Regions from separate parts of the Homo sapiens genome. Here region 1 is linked to region 2. A link is a loop called in an ENCODE intact Hi-C map of the cell type or tissue named here. Cell type or tissue: heart left ventricle. All regions are shown on one strand. Links, peaks and the distances in the headings refer to the core of each region. The heading gives the core; the rest is flanking DNA. Region 1 has its middle 45 kb from the start of KCNA5. Region 2 holds the start of SNORA120 (small nucleolar RNA, H/ACA box 120).

Region 1 (16,845 bases), core at 4,485-12,484, 950 kb after region 2:
TTTGACACACCCTAAGCAGAATTCTTGCCTATTCGGATGACAGTTTGTCCTCAGGCAATGCCTCACACCCTGCTCTGTACCGCCATTCAGATGGACAACAGAACAGTATGTATCTTCGGTGAACCCAAAGGCAGTGCTAGACGTTGGTCAAAATTTGGCAGCATGTCTAAGAAGGGGCTGAGGTGCACGTGTGCTCTGTGACTAAGGGATGGGAGCCAAGCCCCAGGGCTGAGTGACCGGAATCCATGCCAGTGAAGGCCAAGATGGGCAGCAGAGTGGACTGGGGGCAGAAGATGCCAGGTCATTAGCAAACCAGAGACTTCAAGGACTGGAATTCCAGCTTGTGGTTTTAGGTATTACCACTAACCTATGCTGCCACCAAGTGCTCATTTTACCAGCAAAGGCTTCTTAGAGCCAGGGCTGGAGATGCCTCTCTCCTCCAGGCTTGCCTGGCTTCCACCACCCCTGCAACACACACAGCACACACATTCAGAAATGGGAAAGGTCAAACCGCAAACCTCCCTGACTGCTCTGTCCCCATGGCTTTATTTTTAGGCTAGAAAAGACCCTTTCCTCTTCTGACTCATGATCCCGCTGACAAATATTCCCTTAGTAGAGAAAGCTAAATAGAATCATTCCTCATGTCACATTCTCTTGAATCAAAGAAGCTCTTGTGACTGGAGCCTGTTTTGTCATTCTGCATGCTGCATGCACCCAATGTCCATGCTCTGTGGACACTTCTTCAGACCAGGACACTAAGGCCAAAGAAGCCACTCCCTCCCTCCAACTATACCGACCTTCCCTCTTGCCCCCGGCCCCCACCAAACTAAGGCAGTTTCTTGTAACATCTTGGGTGATGTTACTGGACATTTTGCTCAGGAGTCACTCCTTTGATGGCAGAGCACCCGCATGTCAGAGATGACCAGAGATATAAAGGGGACTGGGGAAACTGAGGTAAACTATTGACTTAGTCAGGACACTCTCAAGTACTGTCTTAGCCCATGAAATTGCAGAGTGTGTTGGAACCAAAAATCCCTTGCTGATGAGACCTGGATAGCAGACTCAACCCTGAATTGTGATTTTGGCTAGTCCTGGTGGCTTTTCTGAACCTCAGTTTCACTATCTTCCAATCTAATCTTTAGCCCTGTGAAGTCCACATGTTTCTCCCATCACCTTCTAGGCAGTTTATTGCTCACAGATCCTTCCGTAGGGAGTAAAAATTAAGGCATGGATATCCAGCATGTCATTTCCCTATATCCTCTTCATATAGAAAACTGACTAAATTATTTTTAAAAGTTTGAGACTAGAGGCTAAAACGAAGATACCTGAATCTCCTGTGAGTTTCAGGTCTCATGTCATCTGTCACTATAGAGAAAAGACACTTGGTTGAGAGCATCACAAACTGTTGATTTGATCTGATCCACCACCAAAATGGCTCACATTCTTCCAGCAAACTTCTCCACATTCATGATTTTATATAATGTTCATGACAATCCTGGGAGATAGGTATTTCTGTCCTCATTTTACAGATGAGAAAATTGAGTTTCAGGAGAGACTAAGTCTTTTGCTCAAGACCACTGAGCACTTGTATGACTTAGGACTGTCTTCATCCCAAGTCTTCTGACCTCTAAGAATCCTTCACTGAGTCACCATGGAACAAACATCTGCCACACCGGGCACTAGGAATTCCTATGACAATGACTTTCTAGAGGTCCTGGCCTTTCATGTGCTCCCTCACCTTTCCTGGGAAATTGTCCTCCGTGGTTGCAGAGACCCAGAATTGCAGGTGGGAAAAGCCAGGCGCACAGCTGGTTCTCCCACCAGTCTCCTTCCTTTGCTCCCATGGAAAAGAAACCCAATCTCTCCAGCCCAGTGTTTGGGCTCCCGAGAGCCTCAGCCTACAGTGGCTGATTGAATTATCTTTATTGGCCTTATTACCATTGCCAAACCTCTGGGGAGGTGAACCAGATGTCCCCATTTGACCAGCCATTGCAGTTGTGTTCAGCAATGTCCAGCTGTTCCAGGCTTCATTCACAGAGCATCCCATTTATCTTGGATTTCTTAGTGCCATAATCAAGCTGCCAGGGGAGAAAAGGATGCTCCGTTCCTGACATCAGGGGGAAAATATGAACCAGGAATCTAGAAAATGTTGCTAAGCATTGTTTTCTTCCCAGCATGCACCCAGCCCTCCCTTTGCTCCCCACTGAACCAAGGAGGTATGCTTTGCTTTCCTTCCTTGAAGAACCTGATCCAGGCATCTCTCCTTTCAGAAAAGATTTTCTAATCATTCCTGAAAATCTGCTGCATTTTAAGGTCAATCCCACTAAGTGATTAGCTCTTGGGTTTTAGTTCCGTGTCTTTGGAGAATTAGGATAACACAGCTGGATGAATAACTCAGCTTCAAAGATCACCAAAAAGAGCTTTAAGCCCCGGGAACTCTTGGGGACCTTCAGCCCTTCACCTTCCCTTCCTACCCGAGTGTGATTTCATATTTATTTCCAGGACTGGGATAAAGTGCCACTCCAGCTTGATTGTGATCAAGGTAGAGAAGTCAAGTTGTCACAGATTCAGTGCCTAATGTGTGCTGAGGCATTGACAAGAAACTCACACTGTTTAAAAAGTGGAGGGACCTGTGTTTTGTTCTGACTGTGCCTCAGACATGCTGTGTGGTTGGATACACACTAGGGGTGTGCTCATCTCACAAAGATTTGGGGGAATATTTTCCACCCATCCTAATACTAAGGGGAGTCCCAAGCTGACTTATATAAGCAATCCAATCTTGCACCTCTGGAGCCAACTTAACGTATCACGACTTGGGTACTGACCCAGACTGGACCAGTCAGAGTCCTTTCCCCAAGAACTTGGGCTTGGAACTAGGAGAGCCCACCTCCCTTGGGCTGGTCTCTTACACTGGTGAGGGGTGCCGATGGCAGCCTTTTTGTCTATCACACGAGCTGGAGAGCAGAGATGGCCCTGAAGAGAGAGGGGAATGAAGGGGGCCTAGAGAGAAATAGCTGCCCCCAGAAGTGACATAGAAAGGAAAAGAGATGACCACGGGAAGCCAGGCTGTCAGCTCTCTGCACCTATGCATTTTTCTCTGGGAATTCATTTGACTCAGCTTAAATAAAAAAGGTGATTTATGAAAGATGTTGAAACTAGTGGGTGAAAGTTTACAGCGAAAAAGTATATGTGCATGATCTCAAAGCAAAATTTGTTAATGACAAATGGAAAATAGTGACTGCACAGTGAAGAAGCTGGCAAACACCATCTTAAGAAAGTAATTGAGGTTAACTTCACCAGTAATGAGATGCCTCAGAGTCGTGTACCACCTGATGTGCTGCACTGAGAGGGACAGGGGAGCGTTTGGTGGTAATGTTTGCAAAGTTCCATAACCTCAGTCCCATCATGAGAAACATCCAGAGACCCAAACTGAGGGACCTTTTACAAAATATCTGGCCAATACTCTTTCATGATCTCTGTCAAGATCATGAAAGAGAAGGCTCAAAAACTGTCTCAGATTGATGAGACATGAAAATTAAATGCAACATGGGATGCTGGATTAGATCCTGGTAAAGAGAAAGACATTAATAGGAAACATGGTGAAATCTAAATAAAATCTGCAGTTCAGCTGATAACATTGCATGAATATTTGTTTCTTGGTTTTGCTCGCTGTGTGATGATTATGTCAGAAGTGAACATTAGACAAAGTTGGGTAAAGGATGTGTGGGAATTCTCTGTACTGTTATTGCAACTCTTCTGTAAGTCTAAGAGTATCTCAAGATAGAAAGTTTTACAATGAGAACACAGGACTACAAAGAAGGGAACAACAGAAACAGGGGCCTACTTGAGAGTGGAGGGTGGGAGGAAGGAGAGGATAAAAAGTTTACCCATCAGGTAGCAGGCCTATTACCTGGGTGATGAAACAATCTGTATCCCAAAGCCCTGTGGCACACAATTAACAAATATAACAACACTGCACATGTACCCCTGAACCTGAAACAAACATTATATATTTTATTATATTATAATATAGCATATAATAATATAATATGGCATATATTATAATATTATTATATTATATTATATATTCTGTATATATATATAATTTTTAAGTGGTAATATGTTATCAAGATAGAGGGGTCACTCATATAATTCAAGATCATAGATGTATTTGAGCCTCAGGCTTATGTTAGTGCCAGTGACTTTTGTTTCTTACAACCAAAACATTCTGACTCGTGCACCCTGAATAAGTCGTTTAAATTCTCAAAACTTCAGAGAGAATCGACCCTCAATCACCACAGAACATTGAACTTCAGGCCCAGCATCTGACAAGTTACAAAGCATCATCCCTGTCCTCTCTTCTAGCCTTGCAAAAGCCAATTTTGAACATTTATCATGAGATCTTCTCTTTCAGCAAATTTCTAAGTGCACAACACTCTATTAACTCTCGGCAACCAGACACCAATAAAGCTGTTTAAAAAAGGCAAGTATGAGGACCAGATGGAAATCATGCTTCTATAAGGACCAGGAAGAGAGAAATGTAAATCTTATTTACTCACTTTGGCAATACTGCTGATCATTTTCCAGGCTGAATTATGGACTTTCAGAACTAGACTGCCATCCAATGATCATCCAGCCACTTGGACGTCATCTAGTGTAGCCTCCCTCCCAATGTAGGAAACCTTTGCACAATCCTGCCTAACACTATAACACATCTCAAATAACAGAAAGATCAGCACTGTACATCAGCCTTTTCATTTCTCAGTCAAGTCTGTACTCATTAGAAAGAGTTTCTTGTGCCTGGGGTGATGATGGATGGCCTGGTTTGCGCAGGGCAGTCCCAGTTCATGGGTGTCATTCAGGTGTAGTTATTTCTAGTACCTGTCTTATTCATCACCTTCCTTATACTATTATAGGTTCAAAACAAAACAGAACAAACAAAAAACCTGTCTCTTCCTAGCTAAACATGAGGACTAAAACTTCATAAAACAGAATAAAACTTCATAAAACACTCTTTCAAATAGTGCTTCAAATATTTGAAAACAGCTATCTTGTCTACCCCCATGCCTAATAGTCCAGTTCCCCAAGCTGAGCTTCCTAAGCCACAGCTTCCAGAATCCTCAGCACCCTCTTAGGCCCCCTCTGGATGTGCTGTGAGGACTAAGGCTGGAATAGAATGCAAACCTCCAGATGTGATGAGACTAACTCTGAGGCATTAGGATTATTACATCAATCTTCTTAAGGTAACATTGACTAGTGTTATCATAATGCAGGAATTAGAGGCCCATCAAATGACAGACAAGATGGGATAAGTAAATAGTTTATGGTATTATCAAACTGTGGAATATTATATAGCCATTAAAATCGCACTGGAGAAACACACTTAAGACTGTGGAAAAGAACTCATGATACAATCTTAAGAAAGCAGGACACATGGGAATGAATAAGCTATAACTACCTGCAACAACAGGGGTGGACCTCAAAGCATTATGCCAAGCAAAAGAAGCAGATACAATTCAGTCTGGTTCCTTTCCATAAAGTTCAAAAACAGCCAAAACTCACTAATAGCGTTAGAAGTCAAATTAGGGCTTTCTGTGTATAGGGGAGACATGACTGCCAAGAGTCACGGGGCTTCTGAAATTTTGATAACGTTTTGTTTCTTGATCTTCTGGGTGCAGGTTAACAGAATGTGCTCACTTTTTGAAAATGCAAGCCTTACACTTTTGAGTTGTGCACTTTTATGAATGTATTTTATGCTTCTAGAAAGTTAACATTAAAAACAAGAAGAAAGAAAAAATCAGTATACAAAACTCAGTTCTGAAACTGCTACATATATTTTAGGACTGAATAAGTAAGTAAATGAGTCGTCAATAGTGAAAGCCAAGATTTTCACTGTCAGAGAAAGAAATTACAAATTAGTGAAGGAAGAAGACTAGAATGAACCCTATAATCGTGGATTAGAGATTAGTGTAACCACGTGAATTCTTGTTTATTTTAAGAACTCGTATTTACTTATACTGATAAGTAGAAATACAGAAGTGATTATAGCTATGTGTCTATGCACATGTACATACAGATATTTCCTAGCTCTGTCTGCTGAGAAGGTCTGGAAGCAGTGACTGACACCCCAGTAGCAATGAGCATCCCCAGGGCCCAGTGATTGGTTTTTAAATACAATTCTCCAAGGAAAGAAATCAGGACTCCTAGGAGAAAAGGCTGATTGTAAGGCAGAGCAGGAAAAATATAAGAGGAACCTTATAGAGCCAGAATGAAAAAAAAAAAAAAAAGAAAGAAAGAAAGTGCTCACCAAAAACAAAAAGGAGGTGGGGTGGGGAAGCTGAAGAACACTGGAGCCAAGCTGAAAGAGACCCTCATTCCCAAACTGGGACAACCTGAGTGACAACATGAATAATTATAACCCTGCAAAATAAAATGCATATCCACGGCTCCATAGTGATATAAATAAATGATTGAACACATAAATGAGAGACAAAGGACAAATATTTCTCTCTGAAAAATTCCAGATAATATATGTAGATACTCCCCCCACCCACCCCAGAAGGTTTGGAACTTAATCCCCCTCCCCTTGAGTGTAGGCTGGCCTGTGACACACTGCCAAAGAATAGCATGTAGGATGGGGACACAGTAACTCCACAGTGGAGAAACCAGTCATAACCACGTGGTAGGTCCTGTTGACGTTGACGTGACACTCTCTGCTGTGGTGCAGTGAGGGGGTACTTCACCTCCGTGGTCCTCCCATTAACCCACAACCCCAGCCTAATCATGAGAAAACATCAAGAAAGTCAAATTGAGGGGCACTCCGCAAAATATTTGACCTGTGCTCTCCAAAATTCTCAAGGTCACAGAATACAAGGAATAGCTGAGAAACCAGGAGACTAAGGAGACGTGAAGACTAAATGCAGTGTTGTATCTTGTATTGGATCCTAGAAGAGAAAAAAGGACATTAGTAGAAAAACTAGTGGAATCTAAATACAGCCCATCATTTAGTTAATAGGAATGTGCTGATGTTAATTTCTTAGTCTTTGCTATATAAGATGTTGTTAACATTATGGAAAGCTGGATGACAGGTGTTTAGGAATGCTACTATTTTTGCAACTTTTTCCGTAAATTAGCAAGAATTATCCCCAAATAAAATACTAATTAATAAAAGTAATGATCTCTAGGTATTAGATGATCCTGTTTGTTTAAATGGACCCACAAGCATATGCACACATATGTACATACGCACACGCACACACACATACTGCAAATAAAGAGCAGAAGAAAATACAGCAAAATATTAAGCATAGTATGTGTGAGCATACTCCATACCTGCAAGAGCAGTGTTCCCTGGGGGAACTCCTGGAGACAGGAACAGAGGCAGTGAAAAGGACCCTCTTATCCATTTTTTTCTGGGACATTACCAGAGATGAGCAGGCTGGTTGTCAGGGTCTGGGACAGAGATCTTGGCCTTTGGGTGGCACGGTTGTGAGTTGCCTGATTAGAGAAGCCACCAGCCTGGCATCATCAGGGCCAGGATGCAGCCACAGTGGGACATGGCAGGGCCTTGGCCCCCATCCTATCTGGCCAGCTCTGTGTCTGTGGTTGTGCAGAGCACCAGGCACTTCCCTCCTAGTCAGAGAGCTGGGCTCAAGCACTGCAGCTCCAGTTGTATGACGTGGCAAGCCAGTGGTCAGACTCACATTGGTGTTCACAGCTGGGGAGCATCAAGGAGACTTCCTTGGCACTAGGCCAGAGCTGGCTGCCACCTCCTTGCCCGGGGAGCCAGCCTGACATGGATGTCTGGGACAAGTTAACTTTTACCTCTTAGTCACCACCCTGGTGCAGAAGCGCGGCTTTGAGACACTGCGCCCCACCCTGCTAGCAGCCAGTACCACGTCAGTCCACGGGGCTGGGAGGTGGGGCACAAACATCCCTGCGGGCCCCTGGAGGATGGTTGGAAAAGGCCCTGTGGACTTCCTGCCTCAGAGCACGTTCACTCCGCAGAGAGGCAGACAAGAAAGCCGTTTAAAAGAAAATGTGCATCTCCTGCCTCCTTGTTTCGTGGCCTTGAACATGCGTTTGGAAAGCATGACGAGGCCGGCGTTTGCAGCCGCTGCGGGAAGTCAAGGAAAGGCTGACTGGGTGCTCTGCCCAGCCACTTCCAAGGGTGGAATCTGGATGGTTTTGGAGGATGGGAGAGTTACCCTGTGTGGCTCACTCAGGCCTGGTCCTGTGGACCAGGAGGCCAGGCACTGCCAGCCGCAGGATGGGGACGCTTGGAGCCCCGGCGACGGCCACTGGCTCTCCCTGCCACGTCAGGCCACATCACAGATCCAGCCACAGGTGTGTGGAGGAGGGACTCACCTGAACGAGGGAACAACTCTCCTGTGCAAGTGACTGAGCACCTCCCTCCCACTCTTGTGAAGTCATGGCCTCCCTCCCACCAGGCAAGTGAACCAGGAGTTGCCCAGTCACCTCCAACTCCCCTCCTGTGGCCTATGGTGGCTGAAGAGCACTCACATGCCCGGCAGGGTGCCTTTAGGACAGGGCGTTTGCACCTGGGGGCCCGGGATTGCATGGAACAGAGCACAGGGAGCAGGCACAGCTCTGAGTAGGTGGCCTGCCAGCAGCCTGCAGGGAGATGGAAATGCTTCCAGAGGCGGCTGGTAATCCCAGCTGCTTAAGAGGCTGAGGTGAGGGGATTGCTTGAGTCCAGGAGTTCAAGACCAGCCTGGGCAACCGAGCAAGACTGGTTCTCTTAAATACATACGTACATACACACATGCTTCCAGGCAGACGTCCTCCCTTTGGTATGGGCGCCGTCCAGACTTCCCAGCCGCCTGAGGGAAAGAAGAGGCGTGGAGAGAATATGCAGGCAGGGCCCCTGCACAGGTTGCTGTGCTCCTCCCCGTCCAGCTCCTAAGTCGCTCATAGACCCCTAAGAACAGGAGGTGGCTGCACTCAGCCACATGGAGCTGTAAGCAAGGCAGGAGCTGCTGCATTTTGTCATTGGTTCAGCTGTCCCAGGTCCATGGTCAGAATCAGGGAATAGGCCTTGTCACTCCCTGTGTATATGGTGGGTCTTCATAGAGTTATATCTTCCCGGGGCACCTTAAGAAAACCTACACTTCCTGCGTTGATCTCGGGGCATTGAGGAGGAAACAATGGCCTGTGAAGCTATTGAAATCCCTACCTCAGAGGCCAGCCCTGCGTGTGCAAAAAGGTTCCAGTGTGCAAACACCTGCTCTATACACGAGGAGAGGCTGTGACCTCCTCAACTCCCTCAGTGGCCACTCTAAGTGACCGTGGTGGGGCTAGAAATATAGTCAGTGTAAAGGAGCCTCTTTTCAGACAAGGATGCGAAGGCAAATGTCACTTCATTTACAGCAACGGGCTTAGAATTCCCAATATAGCAACAGGGGAAGGCTGCCTACCCGCCCTCCCCAACCACACACACACACACACACACACACACACACACACACACACACACACACTGAGGGCCAAGAAGCAAGGAGGCTGGAGGAAAACCAGGAAGCCCGTTTAGGTGTCCAGACATTGACAGGGAAGCCGGGCAAAGACCTAGGACCAGCAGTGAAGGGACTTGTGGGGTATTTACTATGGATGGCGTGGTAAGCGAGGGGGACTTGTAAAGTCAGCTCTGTCCACAAGTACTGCGTGTGTGGCTTTGTCTTTTAATCTATTCACCAAATTTTAATGAATACCTTCTAGGTGCACAGAACTCTGCAGCTCTTGATTAACCCTAACAAATGTTGAATCCCAGCCCAACTTCCCAAATACACTGCCAAGCCTTGCATCCTTGATCTATCTGGAATTACTCTAGTGGCAAATAAACCAAATCCTTTGAAGAAGATTTGCCCTGCTTTTCCTGCCTTTGGCCCAGAGAGTCACAGAAAGGCCTGGAGGCAGATGCTACAGAGCCTTCAGATGAAGAGCTGGTGTGTGTTGGGCACCAGGGCCAGCCCATCACCTCTCTGTGCACATCTGAATCCCAAATCCTGTCTGGGGACTGAGCAACACGAGACACACAGCATCTCCAAGTCTTGGCCCCTTCTTCCGTAGAACAGAAGTTTCACTCTCATCTTCCAGCTCCAACGACTCATCTTAGTGCCCACTCCTGGGTTTTTCCTTCCCAATGATCTCCAGAAAGTCTTTGTGCTTTAGCGTCTTGTGAGATGAAAGAGCCCGTATCAGTGAACCGGTGATGAGAGCTCCCAAACTCTGTCTCTTGGCCAGCCCCAGCCTTCCCTCTAGAAGCTCAGTGTAGTCATTGATTCAAGTAGGTTGGTTAAAGCAGGGAAGCCTGATGATGACGCCAACTCATCAGCAGACACCCCTTGGAGCTGACACTTCTGGTTCTGAAGCATCTCTTCCTACCTCCAGAAGCTTTGTGCCTCCATGCACAATATATTGCAGGACTTACAGAGGATGACTCTCCGCTATGATTGGGCTTTCCCTCAAAAGCCATGCCACAAGAGCCTGTGTGTTCTGGAGCAGGGCACTCTCTTGGGCATGAGAAAGCTGGTGGATCCATCCACGCTTCAAGGGAAACCATTATGACTGACCAGAATGAGGGTAGAATCTCTGCCATAAGCTCTTCATAAAAATAACTGATCCATATAAAGTTCAAACCCAAAGCCTTGATATCATTCGACTACATCCTTTCAAATAAAACATCTCTTTTGTGCAAGAAGTGATTCATTCATTAAGCATTTTGACCTCATACTGTGTGCCAGACCACATACTGAGGACTGTGGATACAAAGATGAATGAAAGAAGCATTGCCATGGAGTCACTCATGGTGCAAACCACTAATCCTGTGAGGTAGCATGCATGGACGGTACTCTATGTGGGAGTGATTACTGCTACCAGGAAGGAAGGAGGATGCAGGAGAGGCCTCACTGAAGAGGTTGTATCAGTCAGGGTCTTCCTGGCAGAATGCAGAACACACTGGAAAGGAATGACAAACAGAGCCTAAAGAAGGTGCAGGGGTGTGGGCAGTGCCATGAGAGCCAACAGGGCACCGGGAGCAGCAGGAAGCCACTAGACCTCTAGGCCCAAGGAGTCAAGTGGATGGAGTGAGTGTGGGATACCCAGAACCTGCAGATGGCTGTGGCTGTGGAGAAGGGCTGTTACAGGACTGGGACCTAGGAAGAGGGATGCACCCACTCCCCAAATCACAAGGAGGACTGTGAGCACCAGGACCTTGCTCTCTGGTCTCTGGCTAGTGCAGGATTCATGGCTGAAGCCAACTGGAATCCAGAGAGAATGGAGCCTGAGTGATGGTCTCTGGGACAATAAGCAAGGAAGAGAAATGAGGAGAATGGATCTGGAGGAGACAGCAGAATGGCCAGCCTACAGAAGTGAGAAGAAAGCATGTTGTGAGAGGAAATTAATGCGGTGGGCGGTGGAAGACTATGGGGAATGGAGATCAGCAACCATGTGTGGCTGGAGCTCAAATTTGGTGTGTGTGGTGGGACACAGGTGGCAGGGAGGAGAGGAGCTGGGGATGAGGCTGTCGATGCAGTCAGGAGTCAAGGATGTTGTGCAGGAGGCCAAGACGGTTAAGCTTTGTGCTGGCTGCAGTGAAAACCATGGCAGTTTTATTTTGGTTTTTGTTTTAAATCAGGTGTGATTGGATCTTTGTCTTAAACATACAACTGACTCCACCATGGAAGGGCGTGAAAGGGGAAGAGACTAGAGAGCAGGGACCAGGGATCATTGCAGTCATTGCAGTAGAGATGGGAGGACTTGAACCATGAGGGAAGTGAGGTTGGAGTAAAAGGGCATGAGGGAAGAAATCATTGCAGCTTGAAAATAGCAAAACTGGGACCACAGAAGGGAAGGCCTCTGCACTCTAGTCCCAGAAGCAGCATTGCAAAGCAATCTGGCTTTGGACCAGACATTTCAGTTCCCCTACCAAACAGCTGAGACAATAATCTTGTCATTGCCCACCTTACAGGATTTTAGGGTCAGGCTCAAATAACAGAGGTACTTCGTAAAAGTAAAGGGTAAGACAAAGGAAAAGTGGTACTGGGGTCATTGTCATGGTTAGTGGGGCCTTGCTGATAACAATGGTTTTGTGATACCGTGAAGTTGTAATAAAAAATGCATGTACAGAGAACAGTAGCCCTTTCCTTCGGGCCTGGGAGGTGGGTGATTCACCCCGAACGCATTCCTCCCCAGGACCCCTCCTTTGTCACCTGGATTTTCTGAGCTCAGCTAGCTGATGCATATTTATCAACTCAGAGGTCTGATCCCCTGGCTGGTCAGTTACCTTTATTCATGGAAACAAGTCAAAAATATCTGTTGAATGGTGACTCTTTTCTGCTAGTTTGTGTACTGTTGGGCAGAAGAAAAAAATGGTTGCGATATGGCATTTAACCATCAGGTGTCACCCAAGGACCATGTCCAAGATTCAGCTCTGCCTTCTAGCCTTTGATGGAAACTCATCCCCTTCCCTCCAAAAAAAAAAAAAAAACACACACAAAAAAAACAAAAAAACAACAACAAAAAAACCCTAATCAGGAGAACCAGAGAAGACGCTCCAGGCTTTGAAATAGTTTTCTATGGGATACAAGTCTGTGGTGACAGAATAAGGGCAGAGGGCCTAAAACTACACTCGTTGTGATGGATGGAAATGAGTCAGGAAAAAGAACATTCCAGGGTTGATATGCGCTCGCCAATGGAATGGAGACTTCCATCTTTAGAGGACTTTCCAAATGATAGCCCCCTTTAGCAGTCTAGAGACAGGCGATGGGAAAGCCAGCTTCTGCAGAAACCTGTCATTGCTTCCAACCCAGGAGGCATATTTTGGAGCACATGAAGGTTGGTTTATTCTTGTGATTTTAGGGCCTGTCTCCAAGCTCTGAAAGTTCTTGCAGCTCTTGCTACCTAGTTTAGGAATTTTAGAAAAGATAAGAGAAAATGTGGGCAGAAAAAAAATCTGAAATTGTGCACTACATTCCTTTCATTTAATAATTATAGGTAAATTTGACTGAGTACATAATACATGCACAAAGCATTTTACAGGAACAATCTGATTTCATCATCACAGCAAACCAATGAAGTGGAGGCAATCCTCATTGCACGGAGTATTAACTTGCCCCAGTCCCACAGCAAGTAAGTGGCAGAGTTGGGACTTCTACTCAGTTAGACCTCAAAGCTCATCTTCACACCTACAACATGTGGGAGCCTCCTGGTGTGTGCTGGGGATGGCATGGCTGCTGTGCCAGGGGCTGGGCATAGAGATTGATGAGACACAAGTTTCTGACCTTAAGGGAATCTGGAAGATGACTGACACATGAATGAGATACAAGGTGCCAAGACTAACATACAGTGCTCTAACAGCCCAGAGGATACACCAGTTAATGGCCTGAGGGGTCATCAAGTAAAGTTTTGAAAACCTGAGAGGCAAAGAAGGCCATTCCGGGCACAGAGGAGAAGTGGTGCCAAGACACAGAGGCATAAGCTTACACAATGTCCAGAAAGAAGGTTAGTACATGATGCATAAAAAACAGAAGGAGATGAAATTAAAAGCATCAGTGAGGGTTGACACATGTATAGCCCAACATGGGGGTTGGATTTTCAACATCAAGGCTGGAGGTGGTGGTTTGGGCCAATGCGTTTTGGAGGATGGGGAAGGGAGAGGTGCTTTGCAGAAGGACGATGGTGTATGTTCCCACTGGCTGCACAGTCCTGAGGGCTTTTCCACCCTCCCATGGTGAACCTGAGCAAGTTCTTGGTACCTTAGTCAGGGGGGAAGGAAAAGGACATCTTTCTATGTTAAAATGAATGAAGAATAAATCAGAAATTTGAGTACCACTTTGGAAACCTACTGGGAAACTCCAGCTTATCTACTGAGGTTCCTAAAGGACCAAAGCCTCAGGCTCCTAGACAAAGCTTTGTGAAGCATAGGCAATGGTCAGGGCACAGTGGGAATTGCAGAAGGATGGGGCGCTGGCACTGTGGTTTTTAGGGACACTGCAGAAGAAGTTTCCTTTGGAACAAAGAGCTCCCTATTAAGAGTCAGGAACTAGAGTCTCAGCTTGTATTTGCCATCATTCTACATAAGTAGGAATCTCACCTGTGCTGGGGAATGCTTCCTTTTCACAGAATGGCATCTGAGCTAACACATCTTTTGTCTTTTGTTTTCTCTAGACTATTTCTTAATTTAAAGAAATTAAGGGCTCCGATATAGGGCCCTGAAATAGTCAGAAAGGCCAATTACTGAATGTGGGGAACCACAGAACCAAGAGAAAAATACAGTAACAACATTCTAGCGTGTGTGTGTGAGTGTGTGTGTGTGTGAGTGTGTGTGTGTGTGTGTCTGTTTCTCTAATCTTTTTCCTGTTCTCTAGGTAGAAAAATTCTTATTCTCCAGATAGTCTTCCTAGACACAATATTCCTGACCCTTGAAGAAACAATGTGCCCGCAGTAGCCTGACCCTTTAACACGCACTCGGCCTTCTTCTTTCACTCCCATGCTCCCTCCGCTGGAGCAAGGTGAGCCTTATCTGCCCCCTCTCCCACCCGGCTGTCACAGAGTGCCAGCTTATCCCTCCTGACCTCCATGGCTTTATCTTGCTTAAGAAGACAGATTTGGCAGTCCCAGAAATCAAAACATTTCTCTGTCTAGATTCTGCTGACCAAGATACAATTATCTCTGACCCATTAAATGCATTAAGTGGTTTTTATTATTATAGAAATAATTGCATGCCCATGATCTTAAAAAATAGCTACATCACAGAAAGACATGAAACAAGAAAATTCTCCCTCCTCTGCCCTCCAGAGATAACCGCAATGACTAGTTTCTGGCTTTTGTTCTTCTCATGGTTACCATCTTAGTAGAAAACAAAATGTTTATGCTTCTATTGCTGATTTACCTAATTTTAACAGAAATTGTTGTCTACCAAGTGTCACAGATAGGGAATTTGTTGAATTCTGCAACCTCATACCCTCTCCTCGCTGGATCTTAATTTTTATCAGTAACTATTTTAATTTTTCCCTAGTACTTATCTTTGTGACATTAAATAACATACCTAAAATTACTTTAAACATAAATAAACTTTTAAAATACTTAGAATTTTAAGATTAGTATTTCCTTGCAAATGTGGACAGTATCTGTTAACCTCTCTCTATGAAAGATGAGAAATTCCTTTTTCCTCTTTTCTATCTCTCAAAATCCCAATGTATTGTGTTATTTCGTCAATGTCGACAATGATCCTATTCCACGCCAAAGCATACCTTCTATCTGAAATTTTAACATTAATAAAACCCTGGTTTCTCTTGTTCGGTGTTAAGGGCTTCGCACATTAATACTGGTCTACAAAGGAAAATCCCCACAAACTAGCTGATACCCCCCTTCCGTTTCTTGAACTCCTCTACCTCCACCTCAATTACGTCATAACAGATAAAGCTGGATATATCTTTGAAACCATAGAAAGCTGAAACTGGGATAAGCAACTTGTATGGCTGGAGAAGAAGGGAGATTATTTCCCCACCCTCAGGCGTCCTCAGGGAAGCCGAGGATTCTCATCCAAAGCTTCCCTCCGCCCTGCTGGGTCACCAGACGGTCACTGTCCATCCGAGCACTCCGCCAGCCAATGGGGAACTGTGAAGAGAGACCCAAGCACGTTCCCAGGCAGGGGAGGAGGGGCTAAAGAGTGGCAGCCTCCAAGGATGGAGCGTCTTAGGAATGAAGCTCCTAGGTGCCTCGGTCCTCTCGCCATAGAGCAGGGAACACAGAGAAAAGGGATTTTCCTGTCTGCCGCTTTTGGTTCCGCATCAGTAGAACCCCATGGGAAAGTCTGGACTGGTGAGAGATTCTCTCTGCTAATTCCAATAAATGGCTTTCTTGTCTAGAAAGGAATCATGCAACACGGTGTCGTCTGGGACTTAGAGTTATGGACATGTGCTGAGCTGGGCTAGCGTAAGCTTGCACCTCAGCAGATAAAAATGCCAAATAACATACATTTAAAAAATACATACGTAGTTGGGCTTACAAGAGGAAGAAAAATCCATAGATGTCTGAAATGATTAATTGAAAGCCAGAATGGGGAGATCTCTTACTGAAGCAGTTCCCAGTGGAAAGGTGGCTTGGGGTAAGGAATGTCTAGACCAGACCTGAACTGGGCCCACAGGCTTCATTCATCAGACACCAGGGCAGGAGAGAAGGCCATAAGGATCTGGCTCTGAGAACCCTATGCTAAGCTATGATCTTCAGTAAAAAGAAACTACAAAATCTCCTACTCATTCGCAAAGGGCAATGACCTCAGTAAAAAGTGACTATGCAATCTCTACCCTCCAGCTCAGGGAGCTGGCAGGGATGTTTGTCTTTACTTGGAGTTCTGGGTGGGAGAAGGCTCCCATGAGAAAGCAAAAATCTGCAAGGCTGTGTTCAACAAGACTTTGGTGTCCAAAAATATACTATACACATGATGAAGGAGGACATCAATATAGAAATTGGTTCTGGGCCACGATCCTCATTCTGAGACCTTTTGCGGAAGCCAAAGCCCATGCTGACCAGCAGGGACCCTATAGCCAAGTGGCCCAGGATTTGCATTTAAACAGTTCAGGTAAAGATGAGCTCAAGAGAAAACCCTACAGACCACCTTGAGAAATGGCATGAGAGTCAGCAAACATGTTAAACACCTGACATAACAATGGAAGGGATGGAAGCACCATGAGAGTTACCTCATCTACACCTGACCTCCTCGAACAAAGCTGCCCCCAAGACATCCCAGGACAAAAGCCGGAAATTCCAAAAGGACCAGGCACCTTACAACCCAGCCCCACTCCTTGTTTGACAGCTGAGGACTCT
Region 2 (8,000 bases), core at 1-8,000:
TTGGGTCCATTAAAACTCCTTTTTAGCACCCAAACTCAGGTCTTTTCAAGCCTGGGTCTGGAAATTTCTGCAATGCATCCTGATTCAATGTAACCTGCTATAGCAAGGTTAAGGGTGATGACAAGTATGGGACATTAGATGAGAGCTGGGGTCAGAAGAGCTGCCACCAATGTAAGCCAGAGGTCAGAAGCCCAGGTGAGAAGATGCCCTCCCAGTCCCACACAGGGACCCTGGCTCAGGCAGCTGCTGGTCCCCGTGAGTGGGCAACTCTGAGTCTCTTGAATTTAGTCACAGACTCTAGGGGACCAAAGGACAGTGTGGAAGGTAGGTCCATTCTCTCCTTCACTAATCATCTCTTTGCTTTTCCTACCTTCGAGGCAAAAGGAGCCTATCCTGTCGGCCCCCCATGGTCAAGCTGGTGTGTCCCGCTGACAACCTGCGGGCTGAAGGGCTCGAGTGTACCAAAACGTGCCAGAACTATGACCTGGAGTGCATGAGCATGGGCTGTGTCTCTGGCTGCCTCTGCCCCCCGGGCATGGTGAGTCACCAGGCACAGAGCTGGTGCCTGCCCTTCAGTTTTCTTGTAGGCAGGGATGAGTGAGGGGGCTGTGCAGCCAGAGAGAGGAAGAAACAAGGGCTAAACACGGATAGCAATGGAGGTGGTGCTGGTAATGGGGGCATGGAGGAGGGGAGGCTCTTCTGTCTCCTCCCTGCCAAAGTCAGGGAGGGAGTTGTTAGGAAAATGCCTGGGGTTGATCCTCACAGGATCTGACAAAAATATAAGAACTTAGCTTACAGGAGTGCCATAGGAAGCAAAGAATTTCCAGAAAATACGTACTAGTAAAAACAAGCATTCCCACTAGAATTTTCCCAGGGGCCGCCTTCCATGCTATGAAAATGGAGGGACACATATATATTTGCATATGATTGACGTATATGCATATAATTTTCTATTTCAAAAAAAGACATTGATGGCCCTGCCGTGTCACTAGCAAGCCATGGGCCCAACAAGTCTCTTCCCCACAATGAAACTTGTTTTCCTCATCTGTAATGTGAGTCGTGAGGTCTTGGCCAGCCCTTAACATTCCATGACTCCGGTGCTGTGCCTGAAACAGGCATGGAGGCCGTGCATCCAAGGCCGTGCTGGTTTGCGACTCCTGGCTCCTATGTGGATGTTCTGCTGCTGGTGGCAATGATCTGAGCATGCCTACTCCTCCTTATCTCCCTCCCAAGTCTAATCTTAGCCAGCGTTGTATTAAATAGATTACGCATACATCCTGAAGGATGCAACTTCCAGATGTTTCTCTTTCAAAATGCATCCTGTCTTCTTGTTTTCCCCAACTCCAATTCCTTATACCCAAAGTGAATGGTGAGGAGTTGGGGCAGAGGCTGTGGAGGCCAGAATGGGAGAGGGTGGCTCTCAGATGGCTTTGGAGGGGACTTAGTGTTGCCCAGGACTCTGCTTGAGGGGAAGTGTCCTGGACTGTGGGACCTGTCAATATTCTGTAGAGGGAATGTGGACTCAATTACCAGTGTCTCTCAGGAAGGCTGGGATTGCAGTGTGTGAAGGACAGATGCTTACTTTTCTACTTCCCCTTCAACTCTTTCTTCTCCCAAACAGAGAGACCAACTCTTGTTAATTCTCTCCTCCTCTGTCTTAGCCTCTGAGGGTTTTGGAACTGTCTTTTCTGATGAGGAGAGCTAGCGATTGGCCAATGAGCACCTTTGAACTGGAAGGGTTGTTTGGTGCCTTAGCAGAAGGTGGATATCACGAAGGGTCTCTAAGGTGGGGAATCTCAGACCTGGGTAGGAACAAAAAATAGGAGAGGGCAGGGGAATCTTCCTTATTGCTCTTCTTTATCCCTGGGGCCTCTTAGGTAGAGTGTCTCAGAGCTTTGGTGTGGGGAAAGCATAGATCATTGTCTCTTCATCATACTCAGCAGGAAAAGGAACATCACTCAGAGGACTATGTCAGCATCGGATATGCTTTGAAACAAACTTTTTTGTCATGAAGGAAAAAATACAGATAGCCTTAAATATTAGTAACCACAATAATTATATTATGACCCCAAATCCAAAAAAGAGGACAGCGGGACCTCAAATACAGGCTGTGGCTATCCTGTTAGGCGCTCATTTCATTCCTGAAGCACTGGGCATGCATTCTGAGGACAGCACTTGGATACCTGTCACGTGACGAGGTGACTCGCACTTCAGCCACAGGGGATTCTAACTTGCAGGTTCATATTGTAAGAGATTCGGTTATTTTCACAACTGCTTCCTTACGATGCCGGCGAGTGTGCAAATTATTGCGGCCAGATTCGAGAGAGCAGAGAAGTCCGTGTAATTTATTAAGGGTGCGCAGCGTGCCGCCTGCAGCACGGGACACGTGTTCTTGGCCATAACACAAAGAAAATGGAGCTGGGCCTGGAAACACCCTGTTTGGGCCCATCTGATGGTGCAGACATCATCCCTCGGGGTGTTCCTCTGTCCAGTCTGTCCCTTGTGAAGGGGCAGGGTTGTGGGATGTCACTAAGGGCTTGGGGAAGGGGTCACGGATTCTGCATTCTTCTGAGGACTTGACAGGGGAAAGGGAAGTGGCTTTTTCCCGGGGGCAGATCTGCGGGGGGCAGAAAGAGCAGGAATGGGGTGCAGAGGGCAGACCCGTCAGGCCAGGCTTCCCTGCTTTCCCACTCCATGCTCTTGTGCAATCCTTCAGTCTTTACCGGAAGCCCAGTCACCTCATGTGTTACGTAGACACCGAATTCCTGTTCTGCCTCCATGATGCATGGCTGTGGGCCCCAAGGAGATGTGTGTGAAAGCACTTTAAAGCCAGAGAGTTCTACAGAAGTGTAGGAATAGCTTTCATTGTTGTTTCTGTAACTATCCAAGGCTGTCTCAGAGGCTGCACCCATCAGTTCTTCCTGCTGTCCATAGGAGAGACCTGTAAAGGATGCTTTTTCTTAGATTTCCAGCCTGCTGTGGACCCATGCTTTTGTAAATACAATAAAAATGAATTCTCATAAAAATAAAACAAAAGCAATGACAAAAATAATATGATCCCACCCAACTAAAAAATATTTTCAGCTGGGCGCAGTGGCTCACGCCTGTAATCCCAGCACTTTGGGAGGCTGAGGCGGGCGGATTACGAGGTCAGGAGATCGAGACCATCCCGGTAACACGGTGAAACGCTGTCTCTACTAAAAATACAAAAAATTAGCTGGGCGTGGTGGCGGGCGCCTGTAGTCCCAGCTACTTGGGAGGCTGAGGCAGGAGAATGCCGTGAACCCAGGAGGCGGAGGTTGCAGTGAGCTGAGATTGCACCACTGCACTCCAGCCTGAGCGACAGAGCGAGACTCCGTCTCAAAAAAAAAAATTTCTTTTTTTTTTAAAAATTTTTTTGAGACGGAGTTTTGCTCTGTCACCCAGGCTGCAGTGCAGTGGCATGGTCTCGGCTCACTGCAACCCCCACCTCCCAGGTTCTAGTGATTCTCCTGCCTCAGCCTTCTGAGTAGCTGGGATTACAGGCGCACACGACCACACCCAGCTGATTTTTGTATTTTTAGTAGAGATGGGGTTTTGCCGTGTTGGCCAGGCTGGTCTCGAACTCCTGACCTTAGGTGGTCTGCCTACCTCTGTCTCCCAAAGTGCTGGGATTACAGGTGTGAGCCACCATGCCCGGCCTTAAAAAATGTTTTCTTTCCTTTTTTTCATGATCCCTAAATCTAAACTCTTACTTCCCACTTTTTATGACATATAACAGACATAACATGACTCTGCCAAATTTCCCTAAGATTTTCTAAACACTTTCTCTTAGTTTCTGTGCTTGCGTCCTCACAGGCTGGCCCTGGCCCAGGGAATGCACTTTGAGCAGCCCTGTTCTCAGCCGAAGATTGTCTCTCCTCCTCTAAGGTGCCTCTCAGTGTCCACCGTATGCCCAGAAGCACCTGTTTGAAAATATTGGCGGGGGCAGAGAAAGAACCCCTCTCTTTCTGGTTTGTCCCAGGCCTGGCACCTGCTTAGAGCAGAGGTTTTCTGGTTGACCCCACAAGCTGCAGGCTGTATCTGCTCCTGCCATCGTGCAAAGGTCTCCTGGCATGGGAATGAGGAGGATGGGGGTCCCTTTGCTAAGTGGTCCGCACCGTGATAAATGAAGGGCAGAGAAACCGCCTGGAAACGGCATGGTATCGGAACCTCACACTTCCAGGTTTGAATCCTGCCTCCTAACATCTACTTAAGTGAGTGGCAAGTCACTTAACATCTTGGCGTCTTAATTTTCTTATCTGTAAAACTGGCTTGCAGGCTGTTGGGAAGACTGGAGATGAGAGCAGCGAGCACATGGGAGGTGCTTAGTGAGTGGTGGTTTAATGACCACTAACTATTACAGTAAGTTCGTGGTGGGAAACGGTGAATCCTGCCATGAACAGAGATGCTGCAGGGAATTAGCACACACAGGAGCATCTTTTTAGATCCCAGTGTTCACTTTCTGAGACCTGCCGGATCGATAAAATGAGGGGGTTGTGCTGGAAGATCTCCCAGGTATTTTTCTCTAGTTCAGAAATTCTTGGAGCCATGCTTGCCTGAAGCATCCATCTCTTTAAGTTAGAATATTACCTGCTACCACCACTAGGTGACAGCAAAGCACAACTCACTGCCCTGCTCACCCTTCCTGAGTCCGGCGGCAAGGGTAACTCTGGGAGCATCGTAGAGGGCAGAGAAGAAGAAACCCTGAGGTCCCATTATGTCAGCCCCTTCTATCACACGGGAGGAGACTGAGGACAGAAAGGGAACAGAGCCGGGTCAAGCCTTCATAGTTGTATAGTGGAAATTCTGGTCTCCTGACTCTGAGACCAGGGCTCCTGTAATCTGAAACACTTAGGCCTCTGTCTGGGAGATGCTGACTTCCCGTTTGAAACCTAGCAGCTACATCTCCCAAACTGCTGGTATTAGGAGCCTCTTGGTGGCGAGAAGTGTGGTTATGTCCCTGATCCCAGGATGTCCAGTTTCCTCACTGGCCCCATGTGAAGACTGAAGGAGTTGGGCACCACTTCTTAAAGTTCAGAGCTTGGGTTCAAGGGCCCATCCAGAGGCGGCCTCACATGTGGGCGTTGCACATTTTAAAAGATCCAAAGAAGGGCCTGTTTCAGAAATATCTCCTACATGGTCCATGATTTGTCACTCAGTCGGGCTTACTGAAATATAATAAGCAAAAATTCATTTTGGTTAACAAGCGAGAGGTTTAAAAAAAGCGGAACCTCATAAGTCTTCATAGGAGGAGTCATCACGCTCAGCAGGAGTGCTTTAATCAGATCACTCTCCTCCTCGCAAGCTTCTGGCTGAGTTCAGCTGCTTTGGCCTGAAAGTACTGATGGGGTAGGAGAATGAACGAGAGGCAGTTGGAAGGTAAAAAAGATTCTGGAGAGTGGGTCACGATGGTGTTCATGTATGGAGAGTTGGGGACAATGGGGCCTTTTCAGAGAAAGGTAACAAGACCAGTATTTTCCTACTTTATAATTTTCTTGGAGTGGACCAACACGTAGGACCACGTTCTCAGCCTGACCCCTTTCGGACTGAAGATGTCATGAGTTGGTGAGTGATGGGACGAGTATTTTTGCCAGGCTTTCTTCTGAAGTCTTCAGGGGACATTCATAGACTTTATCTTAGTAGCCTTTTGATGTCCCGAAGGGACAAACACTAGACGGAGGTGGTTCTCTTCATTTTAACTGTGAGGTTTAAGTGACTTGCCACAAAATTTGGCCAGGGACTGTTGTGCTGGCCTGCCCCGCCTCTCTGCACAGCTCCCCTCTGGGTCCAATCCATCCCCTAAATTACCCCTTTATTTCCAGGCCTATCTACCTCCATGAATTTCCACCTCCCTGAATGTCTTTGCCACTTTGGGATTCTCTGGGTGTTTTTAGCTGGGCTATTGTTACCTGCTCTTCTCTCCCAAGTCAGGAAGTCTCATGCTGTGTCCTGGAAACCCTTTCCTCTCATTGAAGATTATGTTTTGTCTCCTCTCCAGCTCTCTTATGACCTAACTCCACACCACTGTGGCCTTCATAGCAGTCCTCACTTAATATCAAGGTCCTATTATAATATTGCTGTCCATGAATTAATAACCTCCTCTTGCTAACACGAGTCGGCAGAGAGCAGCCACGTGGTTTGCAGTGGGTGCTCAGAAGGAGGAGGAGGTGGCGGCTGCAGTCATGGCATTGTTATCTCACACCTGAGCTGGGACTGGAGTGTTCTGTCCGCTGGAGGAGGGCTGGGCTTCCATAGACCCACACCTGGGTGACAGGAGGCATGGTGGGTTGTCCCATGGGTTGAATATCATGGCGAGAGGTAAAAACATGCAGCATGCAGACCAAGAGGCCTGGGAGCCCCCAGCCCGGCCTGCCCAAGGGTGAGGGGCAACATGTGCTGCTGAGGTAAGGGGAGCCTGGCTCTGTTTCCTGGAGTCCGTCCCTGCACTTCTGTCCCACATGGTATTTGCCACAAGGAGGCGTATTATCTGGTTTCCGTTGACTGTAAGGCATCCGTGGGATACCTCAGTCATTCTTATAGCAGCCACTAGGTGGTGGGCCTCAGGCTTAAGTCAGAGCTGACACTGGACGGGGCGATGTGGACATGAACCCTAATTGTGACAGAGGCTTTGAATGCTCTGCTAGAGAGAGGTTTTTCAGCCCTGCCAGCTCCTACCAAGGTGCCATCTTCCCTACTGGGTGCTTAAGCTCATTCCCTCCCAAGAACAGTGGTTCCGGGAGGTAAGAGCTACCAAGAGTGGGGTCAACCTGCATCTTATGCCCTGCACTGTCATCCTGACCCATCAGCTGGGCTTCCAGAGATGCGGGAACACCTCCTGAGGTTGGGTGAAGATGACATTAAGCAGTGGAGGATTCTTCCTATTTCCCTCCCCCCAACCGCCCCAACACACACATGCTCACATACGATTCTAGCCTGGGTCCTTGAAAGCCCTTTGTTCAGCCCAAGATTGCCCTGTTCCCAGGGATTTGTCCAGCTCCAGGCCTGGGAGCTCAGACTTGTCTGGGGAGTGACTGGGTCACGTGGAGCTGGAACTGTTCAGACCAGGAGCTTCTCGCCCTGCAGGGAGCTCTGGAGCCAAGGTGCCACAGTCCTTCACCTGGGGGTGACCCAGGCCTCTTTGAGAACCCCCAAGGCTAGGCCACACCAGGACAGGCACCCAGGGCTGCCCCTTGGAGTCGGGACAGAAGCGTGTCTGCATGTTGAGCTCAGAGTGGGTTTGGCTGACTCTTCTGGGGCTGGTAGTTCTTAGTTCTTTTATTTTCTCAGCCCCAACAGACCGGAGGAATACAACATGCTCACGAAAGTAGTTTCCCGAGGGGTGACGACGGGGAAGTAGAGCATACCCCATGGAGAGTGAACCGGGATACGGGAGACTGGGCAGGAGGGGGCCTGTGGCTTGGACCAGCCCCCAGACTCTAGTTCTGATCGATTTCTACTTATGCCCAATATTTGGCCCTCACCTCCAGAGTGTTAAGTACATATTAATTTTATTCAATATAGTGTTCATTTTCTTTAATTATAAACATAATACATGCTCATTGAAGAACACTTGGAAAAAAATTTTAAAACTGAAAAAGAAAATAAAATCCTCCCACTCGCCTATCCCAGCTCACCACCTGGAGGCAGATTCTGTATTTCCTTCTAGTCTTTTGTGAAATATATATACATTTGGAACCATATGTATATACAGTTTTTCTTCCTGTGTTAAAAATTAACAGCATAAGTATTTCTCACTTCATTTAAGATTCTTCCAAAGGACCATTGTAATAGCACCATAGGATACTGGCGCCTGGTGATTCCTCAATGGATTTAGTCATTTTCCTATTAAGTGTTTCCAATTTTTTTTTGCAATGATAAATAATTCTCCATCAATCTTTGTCCATAATTCTATTTCCCTCAGAGAAATCCTTTCCTTGGGATGGCTAGGTGTAAGAATATGTGCATTTCAAGGCCTCTGG

What was found. Peaks named below come from ENCODE experiments on the same cell type or tissue, not always from the same donor. Only the 100,000 strongest peaks of a DNase experiment are listed, where the experiment ranks them.
Region 1: a loop joins it to region 2, with 6 times the contacts of the local background. A loop is called at or near these places in 3 of 110 quality-filtered maps.

Annotation. Positions count from the first base shown.
Region 1 is chr12:5,080,003-5,096,847 of GRCh38, reverse strand. No RefSeq gene overlaps it. Among named protein-coding and RNA genes, the nearest start is that of KCNA5, 45 kb to the right of the region's middle. In heart left ventricle, for the core only: a CTCF peak has its summit at 12,420 (motif pointing right); a DNase peak (open chromatin) is centred at 7,767.
Region 2 is chr12:6,036,829-6,044,828 of GRCh38, reverse strand. VWF (von Willebrand factor) reads left to right here. Exons shown (of 52, transcript NM_000552.5): 18 at 378-538. SNORA120 (small nucleolar RNA, H/ACA box 120) reads left to right here and starts at 4,646; the gene lies at 4,646-4,792. In heart left ventricle, for the core only: CTCF peaks have their summits at 4,627 (motif pointing right) and 6,560 (motif pointing right); a DNase peak (open chromatin) is centred at 4,669.